Linked DNA regions of Homo sapiens: region 1 is linked to region 2. A link is a contact called in ENCODE POLR2A ChIA-PET data. All regions are on one chromosome and are shown on one strand. The core of a region is the stretch at or near the end of the contact, and the rest is flanking DNA. Distances in the headings are between cores, read along the strand shown.

The links. ChIA-PET counts read pairs that join two places held with the same protein, here RNA polymerase II (POLR2A).
Region 1: POLR2A ChIA-PET joins it to region 2 with 12 read pairs in OCI-LY7. The contact joins the promoter of KRI1 here to the promoter of NDUFA7 in region 2. POLR2A ChIA-PET finds 5 or more read pairs at or near these places in 2 of 52 experiments (OCI-LY7 and WTC11).

The regions. Positions count from the first base shown.
Region 1 is chr19:10,564,415-10,568,627 of GRCh38, forward strand. It overlaps KRI1 (KRI1 homolog), which reads right to left and starts at 1,596. Exons shown (of 19, transcript NM_023008.5): 1 at 1,492-1,596; 2 at 1,303-1,376; 3 at 515-620. The coding sequence starts at 1,585. It overlaps CDKN2D (cyclin dependent kinase inhibitor 2D), which reads right to left. Exons shown (of 2, transcript NM_001800.4): 1 at 4,099-4,213; 2 at 2,046-3,003. The coding sequence ends at 2,644. RefSeq lists enhancers at 701-1,268, 1,017-1,066, 1,269-1,836, 2,785-3,292, 3,732-3,901 and silencers at 1,337-1,866, 4,182-4,213.
Region 2 is chr19:8,319,149-8,323,689 of GRCh38, forward strand. It overlaps NDUFA7 (NADH:ubiquinone oxidoreductase subunit A7), which reads right to left and starts at 2,227. Exons shown (of 4, transcript NM_005001.5): 1 at 2,160-2,227; 2 at 1,709-1,758. The coding sequence starts at 2,210. RPS28 (ribosomal protein S28) reads left to right here and starts at 2,348. Exons shown (of 4, transcript NM_001031.5): 1 at 2,348-2,421; 2 at 2,508-2,555; 3 at 2,805-2,943; 4 at 3,124-4,192. The coding sequence starts at 2,383. The coding sequence ends at 2,927. It overlaps KANK3 (KN motif and ankyrin repeat domains 3), which reads right to left. Exons shown (of 11, transcript NM_198471.3): 11 at 3,436-3,774. The coding sequence ends at 3,691. RefSeq lists enhancers at 347-1,314, 1,315-2,282, 2,137-2,376, 2,283-3,250, 3,251-4,216.

The DNA of each region.
Region 1 (4,213 bases), core at 346-2,845, 2.2 Mb after region 2:
GTCCCATTGCAACCCAGCCTGGGCAACAAGAGTGAAACTCCATTTCAAAAAAAAAAAAAGAGAAATGGGGTCTTGCTATGTTGGCCAAACTGGTCTCAAACTCCTGGCCTCAATTGACCCTCCCACCTCAGCCTCCCAAAGTGCTGGGATTAGATGCTTGAACCACCTGCCCAGCCTGGTGGAGTTGGAATCATTCAGTCAGCAATTCCCACCTTGAATAGTGCCAAGGACACAGTCATTAACTCCACCACCAGGTAATAACCTAGGCTCTGCTAAGGACTTGTGACTTGTGAAGCAATTCATTCAATAGTCAAAACAGATGAACTGTGTAAACTGGGTAAATCCCAATCTATCCTTAAAACAGCCCTGAGGGGAGATGCTACCGTTAGATATACTTTACAGACAGGAAAAGAGGCTCAGAGAAGTCAAGTCACTTCTCTGAATCCACAGTCAGGAAAGGACCCCGGATTCTGCTCCAGAGGAAGGAGAGGTTTAGACAGGAGTGGCCCCGGACCTGTTCTGTTATAGAAGGTGGCATCTTTCTGATAAATGCGGGGGTCCTTCTTCTTCAACAAGGAGAGCGTTTTGTAAAAGTCCCGCTCCTGCTGGGGATCAAATTCCTAGGGCAGGAAAAGGGTTGGGGATAGATTTCAGAAGGGAGATAATAAGAGCCCTGGCGCCAGCAGGTGAGCTCAGCGTAGGGATTAGGATGGAGGGGGGTGGATCTGGCTGGGGAGGTCAAACAGGTGGTCAAACAGCAGGAGGGAGAGGGGCCCTCTTGGGGTGGGCAGGGGCAGGCCACAGGTAGGTACAGGATATGGGTAGAGGAAGGTGAGGGGCAAGGAGAAGGTAATTCCTGGGGAAGACAAAGACTTGACAAGGGGCAGGTGGGCTGAGGGCACAAGAGAGACAGCGGGGAGGGGCTGGGCCAGGCCGCACAGTGGGGCCAGGATCAGGGCTGATGTGAGAAGTTGGGCGCCCCACGTGGCGCAAGGAGTACACTAAAAAATGGCTAGACTCTTGAGGATGAAAGAGGAAAGGGGGGGTTCTTGGGGGACAGAGTCGCCCCACACATCAGAGTGGGCAGGTGGGGATCGTGGCAGGGGAGAGAAAATAACGGGGATTTGGCTCCCCTGGGGAGAGGGGGGGCACTGTCTGTCCCTCATGGGATGGGGAGCGGAGGATGGGACGCTCCCGCAGGGCGCTCTGGGGTTGGGGGTTCCCCCCCGTCTACATCGGGGTCGGGGTGCAGAGGGGGGCTTGGACGCCTCCGCACGTCCAGGACGGGGCGGGGACGCGCACCACGCGCTCGTCGCTTGAGTCCGACTCGGAGCTGGAGTCGCTGCTGCTGTCTCGGTCCCCGTAGCGATCCTTCACTGCGGGACACAGACGGGATGCCCCCCCCCAGGTCAGCCGGCGGGGCCACTCGACTCCCCACTTCCCAACCGGCCGGCGCGCGCAGGCTCCCGCGCGCATGCGCCCCGCACTCACGCCGCTGCAGTTCCTCGCGCTCCCGGTAGCGGTTGTACCGCGCGGCAAACGCCGCGTTCACCCGCAGCTGCGACGACCCGCGCGGTTCCGGCATGGCGGTTCTGTGGCCCATTGCGCACGCGCATTGAGGAAGCCCTGGACGGGGCGGGGCCGCCCTCAGTCCCGCCCGCATCCACTTGTAAACGAGGCGTACCGCTGCTAACCCCGCCCCTGGCTTTTCCGGGATCCCTTTCGCCTCATCACCGCAGTCACCGCCCACGGCTACGCCCCTGCGGGGAAGGCCGCGGCCACCGCCCACCCGCCCCACCCCCTGTGCTCCGGGCACCCAGCTGACATCTGGGGGCCCTTTCTCCACTCGCGGTTTCCTGCTTCCCTTCCGTTCCGACAGCGAAAACCGCTGCCCCACCCAGCTCACTCACCCTGGCGCCCTGGGAATTACTATTCTCTCCCCTCACCCACCACATCCACGATCCGCGACCCCCGTCCTCATCCCCATCAACATCCGGGATGTGTAACTCTCCATCCCAGACTCAAAAATCAGAAGCCACCCGTGCTGTGATCATGCACAAGTCTTAATTTAATGGGTAAAAACATTAAATTATTACAACATTTTTTCCAATAAAGCATAATAAATAGAATCCATTTCTTTTAAAACGCTGTACAAGAGACTGGAAAACAAGCTTCCAACAGAATATGAATAACTCATAACTCATTCTACCTTCTTATTGATTTGGGACGCTCCCCCCACCCCCCATGCCTGAAGCAACGTGCACACTTCAGGTCTCTGAGCACAGCCGGCCAAGGCCACCAGCTTCTAGGCTCCCTGGAGGTCATGACTTCACTCTTAAATGCTCTGCCCTTGGGTCTCGTCTGAGGCCCCAGCAGCCTGAGGCGCAGAAGAAACTGAACCGTTTAGGTGGCTGTGGCCTGCAGGAGCCCTTCTCTGTCCAACACACCAAAAGGAGTGAGAAAAACAAATGAGAAACGTCCCCCAAACACTCACACCCCCAAAACCAACACCTATAAGCCACAAACTGTGCTCCTCCCCTACTGCAGCAGTGGGCAGGAGAAACAAGAAGAGAAAGTGTTTCTTCCCCTCTCTTCTGATACATAACCCCACGGGGTTCTCTTGCTGGAGAGGGTGACCCCAGATCACAGCGGGGCCACCATGTGGCCCTGCAGGATGTCCACGAGGTCCTGAGCCCCTCTCTGCAGTGCCAGCTCCAAGGGTGTGAGACCCCTGGCGTCCCTGCGATGGAGATCAGATTCAGCTGCCAGAAAGCTGACCACAGCAGTGTGACCCTCTTGAACTGCCAGATGGATTGGAAGTGCCCCGGTGCCATCAGGCACGTTGACATCAGCCCCGTGCTCCACTAGGACCTTCAGGGTGTCCAGGAATCCAGTGCGGGCTGCGTCATGGACTGGACTGGTACCGGAGGTGTCCTGGACATTGGGGCTGGCACCTTGCTTCAGCAGCTCCAGGGCGATGGCGGTGCTGCCAAACATCATGACCTGTGTGAGGGACAGAGGATCAGGAGGTCCTCAAGGGAGGAGGTTCCACAAAAGGGGTCACTGGAAAGAGAAGGGTCATCCAGAAAGAGGCATCTCCCAGAAACAGGAAATGCTAGAGGAGGGGTCCTCTAGTGAACGGAGAAGCTGCATAAGCCCCCAGGAAAGTTCTTCTGGGAATAGGGACCCCCCCCAAAAGCTGGTCACTCCCTTAAGAATGAGACCCCCCAACCCAGAGAACAGCCCCCCATGGAAACTTTCAAGGAACCTAAGACTCTCCCCCAAGGGACCAAAGACGCCCCCAGATATGGGCAATCACCAGGAAACAGAAAATCCCCTCCAGGAAATGGGCCCCCAGAGATGGAGAACTACCCCCAAAGAATTGATAGTCCTCATAAGGGAAAAAAGATGTCAAAGGAAAGCGAACCCCTTCTCCAGGAAATAGCCTCCTCCTACATAATGGTGATGTCACCTCAGAGTACCTGAGAGCTCCTTTCAAGAAGCGGGATTCCAAAAGTAATAATAAAAGAGAAACGAGACTTCCCTGTAAAATGTCTCCCAGGGAATATAGGGATGTCTTGCAATCTGACATTGTTCCTCCATTGGGGCCCCCATACTATATCAAGGATCCGCATAACCTTTAGGAATGAAGACCCCACCCCCAAGTAACCAGATTTGTCTCAGAGAGCCCCCTACAAAATGAGGAACCCCTAGAGACAGGACCTCTCCTTCCAGAGATCGGATCTCCCCATAGAAGCCCCAAGAAACGTGAGCCGTCCCCATGGAAACGGCATCCAAAGGAGCTGAACCCGCACCCACGGAATAAGAACCTCCCCAGGGAAAGTGAATCCCCGGCACTCAGAGAACCAGGAATCCTCCCAGAGAAGATGCTAAAAAGCTCTCCCCTCCCCCCACAACCTAGCCTCACCCACCACCCACCTTCGAAGGGGGACTGTGGGGGAACAATGAAAGCCTAGAGAAGAAGGACCGGTTCCCAGTGGGTCACCACCAGGGCCAGGAGACCAGAGAGGAGCTCTGGGGTCTCGATCCTCATCCCGCTTAGCCGCCCCGCCCCAACCTGGACCGGCCCGGCCTCACCTGCAGCGCCGTCTTGCCGAAGCGGTTGAGGGCGTCGGGATGCACCAGCTCCCGGTGCAGAAGGCGGCGCACCTCCTGCACGTCGCCCCGGGCCGCCGCCCCACTCAGCCGGTCG
Region 2 (4,541 bases), core at 977-3,476:
TAATGGATGCTGGGCTTAATACCTAAGTGATAGGTTGATCTTTGATCTTTGCAGCAAACTACCATGGCACGTTTACCTTTGTAACAAAACTGCAAATGTACCCCAGAACTTAACGTTAAAGTTGAAAACAAGCCGGGCGCAGTGGCTCACACCTGTAATCCCAGCACTTTGGGAGGCCGAGGCAGGCGGATTATGAAGTCAGGAGTTCGAGACCAGACTGGCCAACATGGTGAAACCCCGTTTCTACTAAAAATACAAAAAATTAGTCAGGCGTGGTGGCACATGCCTGTAATCCCAGCTACTTGGGAGGCTGAGGCAGGAGAATCGCTTGAACCCGGGAGATGGAGATTGCAGTGAGCTGAGATTGTGCCATTGCACTCCAGCCTGGGCAATAAGAGCAAAACTCCGTCTCAAAAAAAAAAAAAAAAAAAAGTTGAAAACAAAGTTTGATACTTCTAATATTTGGAATTAGTCACAACATATAGGCATTTACATAAATTTCATTATTTTAATGCTATTTTTCTTCCTTTCATTATAATCCTCAATGACTGCCTTACCTCTGCCTACCCTTTGACTTCATAGATTATACCATTATCCCTTTCCCTCAATGGGTTCCATCCATACTGGCCTCCTTCCACTCAGGCTCTGTCCAGCCTGACACTCTTAGCCCTTCCTGTTCCCTCTGCTCAGAATGTTTTTTCTTTTTTATTTTTTTGAGACAGAGTGTTGTTCTGTCACCCAGGCTGGAGTGCAGTGGTGCGATCTCAGCTCACTGCAATATCCACCTCCTGTGTTCAAGCGATTCTCCTGCCTCAACCTCCCGAGTAGCTGGGACTACCCGCGCGCGCCACCACGCCCGGCTAATTTTTGTATTTCTAGTAGAGAGGGGGTTTTACTGTGTTTCACTGTGTTGGCCAGGCTGGTCTCAAACTCCTGACCTCGTGATCCGCCTGCCTCAGCCTCCCCAAGTGCTGGGATCACAAGCGTGAGCCACCGCGCCCGGTCAGAATGTTTTTTCAATAATTATTCTTTGAATGGGTCCTTCCCATCATTCAGGGGACTCAACTGTCAATTTCCAAAGAAAGATCTTTCCCAATCATCTGACTTTACGTAGCCACCCTCCAGCTTCCACTTATTTTGTTTTGTCTTCAAAGCATTCCAGAACAATACTACCTGCTGTGTTTGTTTCCCTACTATGCTTCTCCCTAGAATGTGGCGTCCATGAAAGAATGTGGATAAGAACTTTCCTGGTTCACAAAGTTAAACCCAAGGCTGAGGTCATACATGACGGGGGCTTGTAAATATCAACTAATATTTTAATATAAATGAGTCTGAAATCAGGACACTTCTGGGTTCAAGTCCCCGCTGCCACTTTTTAGCTTCTGAGTGACTTGAGGCAAATGATTTCGCCTCTCTGGACCTCTTTTTTCATCTGTAGCTTGGGGATAACACTGACTAACATGGCCACGCTGAGCACTGCAAATCTAGCCTGATTGCCAGTCAGAATGCACGCCCGGCCTCGCTGTTTCAGGAGGGCTGTCCTCCGGAGTTCAGCAAGGTTAAAGGCAAACCTCTGCCTCCACAGCCTGGCAGGGGACTGGTGGCAGGATGTCAGCCCTCCGTTTCAGGGGTCTAAAGGAACACAGATTTCGTTTTTGGTGGAGAAAGGACAGAGCCAGAGGCTGGGCAGCGAGCGGGGCCTGCTCACCGCTTGGAGATCTCCTGGTAGCGTAGCTGCAGCTTCCCCTGCAGGTCATGCTGTGGGAAGAGGAGAGGAGAGGTCGGCCTGCAAGGCACCCCAGGAGAGAGGAAAGGAGAGGGCAAGGGACCAGGGATGGTCCGGGGATGCGCATTTTAAGGGAAGGCAGGGGATGAACACTCGGGGAAACGGATGTGGGTCCTGCAGGTGAAGAGCAAAGCCAGAGTCCGGGCCCACAGATCCAAGGCTAAGAAGGTCGGGGACTGGGGAAATCCCAGGCCTGAGTGGTTCCCAGGCCAGGAGAGGGTCCCGGGCTGAAGGGGTGACTAGCTGGGGGTTCCCAGGGAGATTCGGGGAGAGCGAAGGGTCCCGGCTTAGGAGGGAGGTGAGGAGCAGGAGCGGGTCCCGGACACACGGAGCCCGAAGCCCCCCATGGTGCAGCCCTGTCCGCCCCGCGCACCCCGGACGCCCAGTTCCGCAGCCGCTGGATGAGACGGGTGGCGGACGCCATCTTCCGTCCGCGATACTGAAGGGCGCAGCCGGTGACGTCTCCACCGCTGGGGCTGCTGGGAAAGACGCGGCGTGGTATCGCGAGACGGGAGTGGGCGGTGCTAGAACGTCCTATAAAGGCTCTCCCCGAAGCACGTGACTCCTCTCCGCCAGACCGCCGCCGCGCCGCCATCATGGACACCAGCCGTGTGCAGCCTATCAAGCTGGCCAGGGTGAGGTGGGGGCCCGAATTTGGGGGCAGGGGGAGGGATTAGAGGAGCCAAACGGGCCGGGTCTGAACCCAGCTTCTTTCCTCCAGGTCACCAAGGTCCTGGGCAGGACCGGTTCTCAGGGACAGTGCACGCAGGTAATCGGGTGGGGGCATTTGGCCGACTGCCGGCGACCTAAACCCTGATGTGACCTCTACCCTGCCCTAACCCCTGCCAGCCGGAATCCGGGAGCCGATTCTCATTTCATCACGGGGTTCTGATGGTTCCCTTTAACGATCTGTATTCTGGCCCCGACACGTTCTCTGAATTCATATCTGCTTCCCACTCCGCGGTGCCTTTCCGCGGCCCGCCCTTACTTCTTCCTCCACTCCGGTGGGGACCCGTAGGTGCGCGTGGAATTCATGGACGACACGAGCCGATCCATCATCCGCAATGTAAAAGGCCCCGTGCGCGAGGGCGACGTGCTCACCCTTTTGGAGTCAGAGCGAGAAGCCCGGAGGTTGCGCTGAGCTTGGCTGCTCGCTGGTGGGTGCAAAGAGGACACCCCTTTGATAGACCTTTGGTTGGTGGTAGGGAGGCTTCGTTAAGCCCAGGGTGAGAGGGTTTGGGAGGCAGAGTCTACATACAGAGACTGACAAGAGGGAGGCGGGAGTTTGCCAATTGCTGCGGGGCCTGTCAACATCTCATGTTTGGGTCTGTTTACAGGGTCTTGGATGTCGGGTTCGACCACTTGGCCGATGGGAATGGTCTGTCACAGTCTGCTCCTTTTTTTTGTCCGCCACACGTAACTGAGATGCTCCTTTAAATAAAGCGTTTGTGTTTCAAGTTAACTCAGGTTCTTGTCTGGGTTATACGACTAGGGTTTCTCCAGGTTTCTTGAGTGGCTCCCAGGCGGTCACCGATCCTCCGCACTCTGGAAATCCTGGCCGTGCGGTCTTGCCAAACGAAGCTTTTCCTTTTTGAGGCGGGGGGTCGTGTTTGTCGATTGCACCCTCTACCCCAAACAAAACACAAGCGTAGTAGGAATGTTTTATTAGCAAAGAAGTTTCAGAGAGTGGGTGGATCAGGGCTCTATCACTTGGTCCCCACCTCACCTTGGTGGGGCCAGAGTGAGCCCCTTCCTGCCACAGTCACCCCAACTGAAATTGCCTTTCTCTTCGGCCAGTGTTAGCCTCTGAGCAGGGGACCCTGGACCCTTCTGTGCGCCAAAGGCTGAGGTGACTGACGAGGAGATCTCCCCACAGCTAGGTGTAGTGAGCCAGACGAGGCAGCTTACTGAACCTGGGGGTTCTCTCCATTGTCACCGCATTCTCCTTCACCAGGTGTGGCTGTCTGGGAGCCAGGGGGTGACTCGCTCTGGAGAGAGGGGAAAAGAGGGGGGCCTGCTGCAATCTCCTTGAGGCAGGAAACGTGGGATTCAGCCCCAGCCTCACTTAGTGGAGGTTCTTTTACCATGGACCCAGGCTGCCTGGTTTGTATCCAACCTCTGCCCCTTCTGACCTGGAAGAGGCGCTTGACCTTCCTCCCACATCCCTTCCAGTGGGGTGAGTACAGGTGTTCCTCAGTTTACAATGGGTTACATTCCGGTGAGTACATCATAGGTTGAAAGTATTGCAAGTTGAAATGTGTTTAATACACCTAATCTCCCAAACATCACAGCTTAGCATGGTCCATCTTAAGCTTGTTCAGAACGCCTTAGCCTGTAGTTGGGGAAACTCGTCTAACACGAAGCCTGTTTTAATAAAGTATTGAATGTCTTATGTAATTTATTGAATACTCTGCTGAAGTGTGGTTTTTACTAAGCACACATTGCTTTTATGCTATCATGAAGTCAAAAAATTGTAAGTTGTGCCAGGCGCGATGGCTCACAGCTGTTGTAATCCCAGCTACTTGGGAGGCTGAGGCAGGAGAATTTCTTGAACCTGGGAGGTGGAGGTTGCAGTGAACTGAGATTGTGCCGCTGCACTCCAGCCTGGGTGACAGAACGAGACTCTTGTCTTCAAATGAAAAAAAAAAATTAGCTGGGCATGGTAGCACGTGCCTGTAGTCCCAACTACTTGAGAGGCTGAGGCAGAAGAATCGCTTGAACCCCAGAGGTGGAGGTTGCAGTGAGCTGCAGTCGC